Linked DNA regions of Homo sapiens: region 1 is linked to region 2. Evidence: chromatin contacts called from ENCODE Hi-C data. All regions are on one chromosome and are shown on one strand. Each heading gives the region's core, a stretch centred on a gene start or an enhancer-like site at or near the end of the contact. The rest is flanking DNA. Distances are from core to core; before and after follow the strand shown. Region 1 holds the start of TCP11L2 (t-complex 11 like 2). Region 2 holds the start of BLTP3B-DT (BLTP3B divergent transcript).

The links. Hi-C counts contacts between places; a loop is a spot of excess contacts on that map. Pooled maps may share reads with other maps.
Region 1: a pooled map shows a loop between it and region 2 (11-fold over the local background). The contact joins the promoter of TCP11L2 here to the promoter of BLTP3B-DT in region 2. A Hi-C loop is called at or near these places in 5 of 50 pooled maps.

Annotation. Positions count from the first base shown.
Region 1 is chr12:106,301,112-106,305,986 of GRCh38, reverse strand. It overlaps TCP11L2 (t-complex 11 like 2), which reads right to left and starts at 3,254. Exons shown (of 10, transcript NM_152772.3): 1 at 3,046-3,254. RefSeq lists enhancers at 3,187-3,326, 3,337-3,416, 2,591-3,476 and a silencer at 3,497-3,616.
Region 2 is chr12:100,139,575-100,144,757 of GRCh38, reverse strand. BLTP3B-DT (BLTP3B divergent transcript) reads right to left here and starts at 1,703. Exons shown (of 2, transcript NR_186018.1): 1 at 1,415-1,703; 2 at 87-218. BLTP3B (bridge-like lipid transfer protein family member 3B) reads left to right here and starts at 1,884. Exons shown (of 21, transcript NM_015054.2): 1 at 1,884-2,166. The coding sequence starts at 2,123. RefSeq lists silencers at 1,720-1,899, 2,220-2,469 and an enhancer at 1,576-2,339.

The DNA of each region.
Region 1 (4,875 bases), core at 2,005-4,504, 6.2 Mb before region 2:
TCATCCCTAGGTGGGTTCCCTTTTCCTAAGTCACTGGGCCATGGTTTACAACCCTCTGTGATCTTAACTCTGCCCACCTTATTCTGCAGTGTTCTCCCACTAACCCTTCATGATCTTCTTTGCGTTCCTCAGACATGCCAAACTTCCTATTTCGGGGCACTCATACCTGCTGTTCTCTGCCCCTGAAATGTTCCTCTCCCTGATCTCCTTGTGGTTGGCTCCCTATTGTCATTCAGATTTGAAATTTAATGTCACCAACTACGAGGTAACCTTCCCTGATTGCTACACTCACTGCATCTAATGAGCCAGCTAGAGCTTAGAACACCGCTAGGGCTAGAGCAGGAGCTCAGTGAGTACAGCTGCATGAACTAATTACGCCACACTCCTATTCATAAGACACCTTGAGTTTTCCTTCTTTTCTGCCTCACTCACATTACTCATATTCCCATTACGCAGTCACTTACAGTACTACACTTGTGTGCATATCTGTCTCCCACTAGATTTTAAGCTGCTGGTGGAAGCGATGACTCTCCTCTCCAATTCCCAGTGCCTACTTCAGTGCATTTGCAAGGCACCAAAAATTCAAACTAGCAAAGACCCACAGTTCCAGGAGGTTAAAGAAACTCACGTGTAGCAAATAACAACAATTACAGCTAACAGTAATTGAGTGCTTATTATTGAGGTAGTAATAAGCACTCAATAACTGTTCTATGATAAGTTCTTTATATATTTTATCTCCTTGAATCCTTATTATAACCTTGTTAGCTAATGTATCAGTATTATCCCCATTTTATAATAAGATCCTGAGGCCCAGAGAGGTTGCGTTACTTGCCCAAGGGTTCACAGCAGTGTAGAGGCACAACTCAAATCCAGGAAGCGGATCCCTAAAACCCATGCTCTCTACCACTCCAGTTTGGCTGGAGAAAATTTGGTGTGCTGCTCATTCTTTCCACTCCCACTCTGCCAAATCCATCTACCCATCACCCTGTGGACACTTGCACATGTGGTAGCAAGCTGATCTTATCCTGGTATGGCTGCTCAAGTGCTATTCTGTGAAGGGCATCACTGAAGGAGTACGTCACCCAAAACAATTCTTCACCACCCCGCTACAGTGACAGAAAATCCTCTAGGAGGGAGCCATTCTTTATGCACCGCAAAATCCCTAGTTAGACCCCACGTATTAGCAAAAAGGTTAACTGCTTACAGTCATAAACATTTTGGAGTGAAATATTCAGATTACCCAGCAGGGCCTTGAGGAATTGAACCCATCCAGTTAAGGTTAGCTCACGCAAAAAAGAAATTTCAAGAAACTTCTAGTGTGTACCATCCTTCAACACTAGATCGAGGTCAGCTGCAAGGACAAGCCTTCACATATGTGTAGTAAAGGGAAGGGAGTCAGAGGACTAAGTCTGGGCTCTAAAGAAAAAAATTGCAGATGATGTGAAAAATTTCCATCTTCTGCAAAATGCTGCTTTAGAATCAGTCTTAAATAGCAGCACTAAAGTTATTCATCCACAGCAAAGCAAAAACCATAGAGCAGAGGGATAGGGGCCCATACCATTCATCTAGACAATACTGGTCTTCATCAAGTTAGAACCAACAAAGAGCTAGATAAAAGCCAACAAGCCAGTCACTGTCCACAAAGCAGATGTTCACGTTACACGTGGCATTACAGCATCAGGGAGAAGGATTCCTGGCACTTTTCACATTTGAAAGCACTCCTCCCACACTTGCTGGTCTGTTTTGTTTTAATACCTGTGCTTCCCCCTCTGGGGCCCTCAACCTCTCACAAAATGGCATTGAAGCTGCTTCCACACATGACTGGGTATCTTCGGCCCTGGGCCTCTTCAAATCAGGCAACTTCCACTGGCTGTCAGGGTGATGCATGAAATCCCTAGAGAAGAGAGGAAAAGGACCACGGCAGGGAGCCTCCTCAAGTGGGAACCACTGAGATTAACTCATTATCCGTTGGCAGGTAAGAAGAGCAAAGTCCCTGACTGGGCTGGTGACCATGGGTGCTGAGACACCCACTGGGGACAAGGACAACTTGTCCAGTTTCTTCACAGTTAAGGTAGCAGGACAACCATCTAAGATTTCCCAAACTTAAGTCGTTTGAGTGCCACTCTTCATGACTATTTCTACGTCTCCCTCCTTACCTTTACTATAATTTAGTAACCGCGTCTCTATCTTGACTAGATTTTTGCATTTAAATATATTTATTTTAAAAGGAAACTCTATCATTGTGAAACTGCTTACTTAATGGAACAGATTTTCTTAATAGTAACGAAAACAAGTAACTATGTTCATCCATATGCCACCTCAAATCATTGCTATTACCCCCAGTGGTGCCACCTACAGTAGCAGCTTTGGGAAGCACAAGCAACACCTGAGGGTTCAGCGTTCGAGCCCAGGCCCAATCGGCTTTTCTCCACCTCTTCCCCTTAACCAAAGGTCCCGGCAAGGGGACGCAGCAGCAGTCTGCACGACCTCACCCACGTCCTCTGGCCGCCCCTCCCCTCCAGCAGCACCAGGTTTCCTGTCAAAACAAACCCTTGGGGGAGGGGACGGCGGAGGCAGAGCTGAGTGCCGGGGAAACCACGGCAACAAATCCCAAACACACGCTGCCGGGCCCGCCCTGCCTCTACCCTGGCTCAGTTCCCTACTCCAGCCCGGCCGAGGAGTGTGGGGGAAGGGGGTGCCCTGGGCCCCTGATGGCGGGATGCCGCTGGTACCTGTCCAGCAGGATTTAAACAGCGGCGAAGCGGCCTCCGAGGCCCGAAGTCCGTGTCCACCCCGACACGCGGGGCGGCCACTCGGTGCCCCGCTCCCCGCTCCCACGCGGGACGGCAGTTCGAGGTCAAACAAGGGGACGCGGAGTGGGAAGACATGAACTAGGAGCCGAGCTTGATGGCCCCTGACCCCGCCTTCCCAGGATGGAGTTCCGAGATAGGGCAGGGGAGCCTTCGGGCTGCAGCGGTGTCCCCTCCGTTGGACCTGGCCGGTCACCTCCGAGCCGGCAACGCCTCCCCCGTGATGGATACGCACCGGGTCCAGCACGTAGACAAGAGGAGAACGGCGACGGAGTGACCCCGGGTCAGGGCTCTCTGGGCGTCCCCTCACCGAGCACAGCACAGTCACCTCGAAAACTCACCAGCCCAACAAACCCCCCCAGCCCCAGTGTCCCCCCCAACGCGGTATTTAAAGGGCCCTGAGGGACTCTAGGGAGGCAGCCACGGCGCGGCCATCACAAAACCGGATAGCGGGGGGACGACGGCGCGACGGGGCAAGGGGATCCAGGGCCCTTCAGTCTCCGAAAGCCGAGCGCTCACAGACTGAACCTATTAGAGAAACAGTCTTCGTCAGTTTGAACCAGAGAGGCCGAGAACAGCTCGGATGGGAGGGTGTTTCGGATGCGAGAGGGCACGGTTCCCCCGCGCGGCGAGTGGTGCGGTCCGGGCTGCCGGGGGCGGGGTGAGAAGTGTTTACGGAACTGAGGCCGCCGAGCCGACGGGAGCGCCCGGCGTTGGGGGCGGGGCCTGCCAGGGCACTGGGGGCGGGGCCGAGTGGGGGAGCGGGGGCTGAGCGGGGGCTGAGCGGGGGCTGAGCGGGGGCTGAGCGGGGGCTGAGCGGGGGCTGAGCGGGGGCTGAGCGGGGGCTGAGCGGGGGGAGCGGGGGCTGAGCGGGGCTCTGGGGAGGTGGGCGAAGCCGCGGGCCAAGCCTCCAGTGGAGTGCCGGACAGATCCCCTGGGCTTCCAGGCGCACTGGCGTGGACCACACTGCGAGCTCCCGGCCGCGCGTGGAACATTGAGTGCCCGCACACCCCTGTCTAGACGGGGCAATCGGAACTGGGTGCCCACCAACACACTGTCCACACTTACAGAGACAACCCAACCAACAACGCTGCTGGTGGGCTTTCCCACGCACGTCAGCCACTAACCGGGTCATCTCCAGTTGCGTCTACACCTCCACATAAACACGGGTCTAGATTTGCACCTGCACGGGACGATTAGCTCCTTGGAGTCACACCCATCCAGGCCCTCTGAAGACTTGGCGTGCGTGCAAAAGATAAAGCGTCTTACTTCCTCTAGGGTTCTTGGCAGCACCTATCTCCGGGAGAAGTTTCCACCTTGGTTAATGTAAATAACCAGTCCCAGGAGGGCTCTGTGCCGTCTGGCCTGCTGCTCAGCTCCTGCTGTGGGCGTGCTTGAGGGTGTAGAGAAACAAGCTTCCCCCAACTGTTCACATCAAAACTATGCCTTCTGCCAGGTGTAAATCGGTGCTGTATTACTTGGGAAATAGTTTCATGCAGGAACTACTTACATGAAGTTTGTATAGACTAAAGTATTTCTGTTTAGTGCCGAAATTATGTCTGGATTGTGGAGGCAGATTGGCCACCACCGTTCAAAAACAACAACAACAAACAACAGGCAACATTTTAAAGCAGGGTAGAAAGTCAGTTGTTCAGTGGTTACAACACAGACTCCTCTATGGTTCCAGTCCTGGCTCTGACATTCACTATCCATGAGATCTTGGTCTCTGGGGATAACAATGATAGCTATTTCCTTGGGTTATTTTGAGGATAAAGTGAAATAAAGCATGTGAAGTGCTTAGCAGGGTGCACAGTAAGCACTCTAAGTATTAGTTATTGAAATTCTTTGGCAAACCACTGTGGCCAAACTTAGCTGGTGATCTGTATAAATTTGTATCTGTGCCTCCTTTTGCCACTTTCCTCTCTTCTCCTAAAATATACAACCTAATAATACAGGTTAAGAGATTAAATAGAAGGTGCTGTCCCCACCTGAGTTCTTCCCTACAAACATGCTCTTATTTGTGTCATTCGTTGGATAAGTAATCAGAATGACAGAAGCCTCCAAT
Region 2 (5,183 bases), core at 454-2,953:
ATCTTGCTAATACATCCCTCAGGGGTGGTACAATTTCTTTTCCTGTTTTAGATATCACTAGTGTTAAAAGAAAAACTTCAGCCAAATTAAATTTAAAGGAGTTTAACAATGAACGATTCCTGAGTCTGGCAGCCCCCATAATCACAGCAGATTCAGAGAGACTCCAGCACAGCCACATGCTGGGAGCAGATTTCTGGCCAGCAAAAGGAAAGTGAGGTCTAGAAAATGGAAGTGAGGTACAGAAACAACTGGATTGCTTACAGCTCAGTGTTTGCCTTATTTGAACACAGTCTGAACAGTTGGCTACATCTGGCCAAAACTCAGTGATTGGCACAGGTGTGGGCTATGGTCGGTTTATACCTCTGCTTATTTTCATAAGTTCATGATGTACAGAAAAACCTTTAGGCTGAACTCAATTACGTAAGGAGGCAGTGTTAGGCTAAACTTGACTTAACACTGAGTAATTTTTTTTTTTTTTGAGACAGTCTTGCTCTGTCGCCCAGGCTGGAGTGCAGTGGCTTGATCTCAGCTCACTGCAACATTTGCCTCCCGGGTTCAAGCAATTCTCCTGCCTCAGCCTCCTGAGTAGCTGGGATTACAGGCGCCCGCCACTATGCCCAGCTAATTTTTGTATTTTTTTTTTGTAGACACAGAGTTTCACCATGTTGGTCAGGCTGGTCTTGAACTCCTGACCTCAAGTGATCTGCCTGCCTCGGCCTCCCAAAGTGCTGGGATGACAGAAGTCGTCATTTTAATCTCTGAAAATGTTAGCTCTGTTTGGGATTGGGTGGGGTGGAGGTGTAGAATTGTAACAGTTTTCCCTAGTTCAACAATTTCCTTCCTTCCTTACAGAACTTTTCATATGATATTTACACCTTTAGGTTCAACCTAGTGAAGTGGGTAAGGCTGATGATTAATCTATTTCACAGATGATTAAAATGAAACTAATAGTAAAGAAATTATTTTCCCCAGGATAACACAGCTAGAAAATACCAGAGCCAGGACTTGAATTATACACCTTCTAATTCCTAGGTCCTAGACTACTAGGAACCATTGTCAACCTTTACTTCCCTTAGAATAGCAATAACCAAAGGAAACATTAAATTGCCACATTTAGGTAAGGGAAAGGCAGGACACCTTAACAAAAGAAAAAAAAAAAACACCAAAAACAAAAACCTAAGGAAGAATATGAAGAAAGGTGAGTAGGTCAAGAGAGCAAAGCAAGCACAGGAGTTAATGGCCGATTCTTAAAACATTCTAAGGAGGCCGGGTGCAGTGGCTCACGCCTGTAATGTCAGCACTTTGGGAGGCTAGGAGGGTGGATCACGAGGTGAGAAGTTCGAGACCTACTGGCCAATATGGTGAAACCTCGTCTCTAATAATACAAAAATTAGCCGGCCGTGGTGGTGCGCACCTGTAATCCCAGCTACTCAGGAGGCTGAAGCAGGAGAATCGCTTGAACCCTGGAGGTGGAGGTTGCAATGAGCCGAGATCGTACCACTGGACTCCAGCCTGTGTGACAGAGCAAGACTTGTCTCAAAAAAAAAAACAAACAAGCAAAAAAATAAAAAACATTCTGAGGAAATGAATAAGGGAAGTAGGACGTGGAAGTAAAAATCAGCGACGGGTCAGCGATGGAGGCGGGAACACCAGCAGAGGGAAGGAGGGAGGATTAAGGCCAAGAAGGATGGTGTATTGAGAGTCAAGGGCCCTGTGTCGCGAGGGCTAAGAACCCTGGCGCCAATGCCACAAACCTCCCGCCCCCGCCCAGAGCCCAGCCAGAGCCCAGCCAGAGCCCGCCCAGAGCCCGCCCAGAGCCGGCGTTGGCCCCGCCCCGCCTCGTGCCGGCCCCGCCTGGAGCCGCCCCGCCCCCGCCCTCCACCGAGTCTCTTAGGTGATGCTGCAGCCAAGATGGCGCCCGCGGCGGCCGTGGCGGCCTGAGCGTGATGCTCCGGGTTCTCGGCGGCGGCTGTGGCCTTGGCCGGGGCCTTGGGTCTCTCCCGGTCGTGAGCGATCAGCGCCTCTCCGCCGGCCGGGCTAGCCGGGACAGAGAGGAGACGGCCACGAAGAGAGGAGGCAGTGAGCAACAGGACGAGACCGCGGCGTCTCCAGCCTCGGTACCATGGCCGGGATCATCAAGAAACAAATCTTGAAGCACCTCTCCAGGTCAGTGAGCGCCTCGGTGTCGGCGCCAGTCGGCCTCCACCCCAGCCCGCACTGGAGTCAGCCTGCGGCTTCGGGGGCGGCGGCGCCTGGCGGCTGTGCGGGAGGCGACCTTCGGACTTCCCCGCTCTGGCCGGGGCAGAGGTCGCGGCCCCGGATCTCTTGTCGCCGGCGGCGCCGGGGGCTGGCCTCACGAATCGGCCCCTGACGCGTCTTCTCCCAGGGTGGGCGCGCGGAGGAGCCCGGAGTGCGGAGCGCGGCGGGCTGGGATCGCTCCCGGCGCGGCGTCTGGGGGCGTCCCGGCTCGGCTCTGTGCGGTACTGAGCGGAGGCTGGAGGTGGCCTGGCGTCACCCAAGTGCCTGGTTAATGTGCTGGGCTCTAACTCGAGTTCGGTGCTCCTTCCCCTTGGAGCAGAGCGGTTCCGTTAACCGAGGGCTTCTGGCGCAGTGTGGACGCTCAGTGGAGGCTGTGTTCTCAGTGGAACGTTAACCTTGTGATTGTTCTGAATTCCTCCCACCTTGGCGTTCCCGCTCTGTGGCATCAGAGGGTGTGCCTGTTTGCACAGTTAGGATTTGTTTTAGGTAAATAAGCAGAGTTCGCAGCTTTGGCAGGTTCTTTCTGGAGTCCTATGAGACCCACATCATTATTACTGAACATTTTTTTTTTTTGGTTTTTGCTCTTTTTCCTCTGCAACTCTAAAATTCAGGGAGTTAACATCTGTGGTGATTAAACCCAAGACATGTCATTCTCTCCATTTCATAACGCGGTTTTAGTCAGAAACATGACTCAGTAAGGCTGGCAGTTTGTTACTGCTCTTGGCTTCTCCGTGTTTGTCTCAAGACACAGGCTAAATGTAGGCTCTTGTTCCAAGTTGTTACCAGCGAACTCAAAGCCCTTGGTTAGGATCCCTTTCTGTTCGATTTGTAAGTTAATTTTAACTAATTTTGGGAAGACACGGGTATGATTATAGACTTGTATAGTAAACATAATTCTTGATTCCCCAGATTGTCTTATACCACAGGTTATATATTGGGAACAGAATTCTACTTCTGTGATTCAGCAAATATTTTCCTCACTTATAATACTGAATAAGATATAGCACTTTTCTTAAAAGTAGCAAAGTATAGCAGCGTGTGTGTGTGTGTGTACATATATATACATATGTACATATATACATATACATATATACACATATATACACATACATATATATGTGTACTACATATATATGTGTATACACTACACATATATATGTGTATATATGTAGTATTTTTTTAGTAGAGACTGGGTTTCACCAGGCCAGGCTGGTCTTGAACTCCCAACCTCAGGTGATCCGCGGTCCTCGGCCTCCCAGAGTGCTGGGATTACAGGTGTGAGCCCCCACGCCCTGCATGAATATGTATTTCTTAATGTTATCACTCATTGAAAAGTTTCTTTTAAAATTATATATATGGCCCAATCTTGAACTATCTTATTTTGGAAGGTTTTATCTATTTTTAATTTATGTCCTCCCGCCTTTCTCATACCCAGCTCCACAAGAAAATACAGATCTGCAGAAAATGATTTGAATGCCTACTTTCTCACTCGTCCAAGGATGATGCTGCATAGCTAGTACCACTCTAGATGCTTGGAAGAAAAGTTAATTCAATCAACAGATAGTGCATTAGAGTTTAATTCTTTTATAGAACTCCATTTGAGAGGGGCTCTTAAAAATTAAGAGCATGCATACCAAAGTATAATAAAAAAAATTAAGAACAAAGATGTAATGGCTTACTGCATGAGATAGAAAACACCCATATATTGAAAATTGAGTCTTTAGGGCTAGTTTTTATTTTATTTTATATATATATATATATATATATATTTTTTTTTTTTTTTTTTTTTTTTTTGAGACAGAGTCTCACTCTGTTTCCCAGACTGGAGTGCAATGGCATGATCTCGGCTCACGGCAGCCTCTGCCTCCTGGCTTCAATCAGTTCTCCTGCCTCAGCCTCCCGAGTAGCTGGGATTACAGGCATGCGCCACCACGCCTGGCTAATTTTGTATTTTTAGTAGAGACAGGGTTTTTCCATGGTGGTTAGGCTGGTCTCAAACTCCCAACCTCAGGTGATCCGCCTGCCTTGGCCTCCCAAAGTGCTGGGATTACAGGTGTGAGCCACCGTGCCTGGCCCTTAGGGTTAGTTTCTAAATCTGTATGATTTGTAATAGCTGTGTGATAAATAGTGTGATGAGGATTTTTTTTTTTTTCAGAGATGAGTTTTTGGGACACTTGAGTTTTCAGTTATTTCATATTTCAAAACATCCTTAACTCAGGTGACTAAAGAGTATCAAATTTTTATTTTTGGTTAATAAGTTAATCTTACTGCTAATTGCTGTCATCTCCTAAGAAAAATAGTTATTCAGAAATCTAAAGGCAGCTCGTAATTGACAAAAGAAGGCAGGTGTTGTGATAAATTATAGTTACTCAGGAAGGAATGAACTTTTGAAATTACCTGGTTCAAGTTTAATTTTATAGAATATCCAGTAATGAAGATGTCACTACATTGACCTAGTGGTCTGGGATACAGTAGAATATAGTTTACCAGGAAATAGTTGAACATACTAGTTTCTAATACTAGACATCATGTGAGGCCTGTGTATGCAACCCATTGCACCTTCTCAAAGGTGACCTTTCCTGACCACAGAGTTTAAAATTGTGAGCCCCCATATTGCCAGTCCTCTTGCTTGCATTATTTTTCTCCATAGCACTCATGCTTGTCTGTCGTACATATTTATTTCTTTATGTATTTTTGTCTTTCTCCACTTAAATGTAGACTCTATGAGAGCAGGGATTTTTGTCTTGAGGCTGGCATAAAGTAGGTACTCAACAACTATTTGTTGCATGAATGTGGATACATAACATGAATGAGCTTACTTTCTCTTACATTGCTTTTTTTTACTGAGGCAAGACTACTGCCAATATTCTTATAGATTTGGGAATGACCAGTTTCCCTGTGGCTTTAGGAGGCAGTGAGTAATT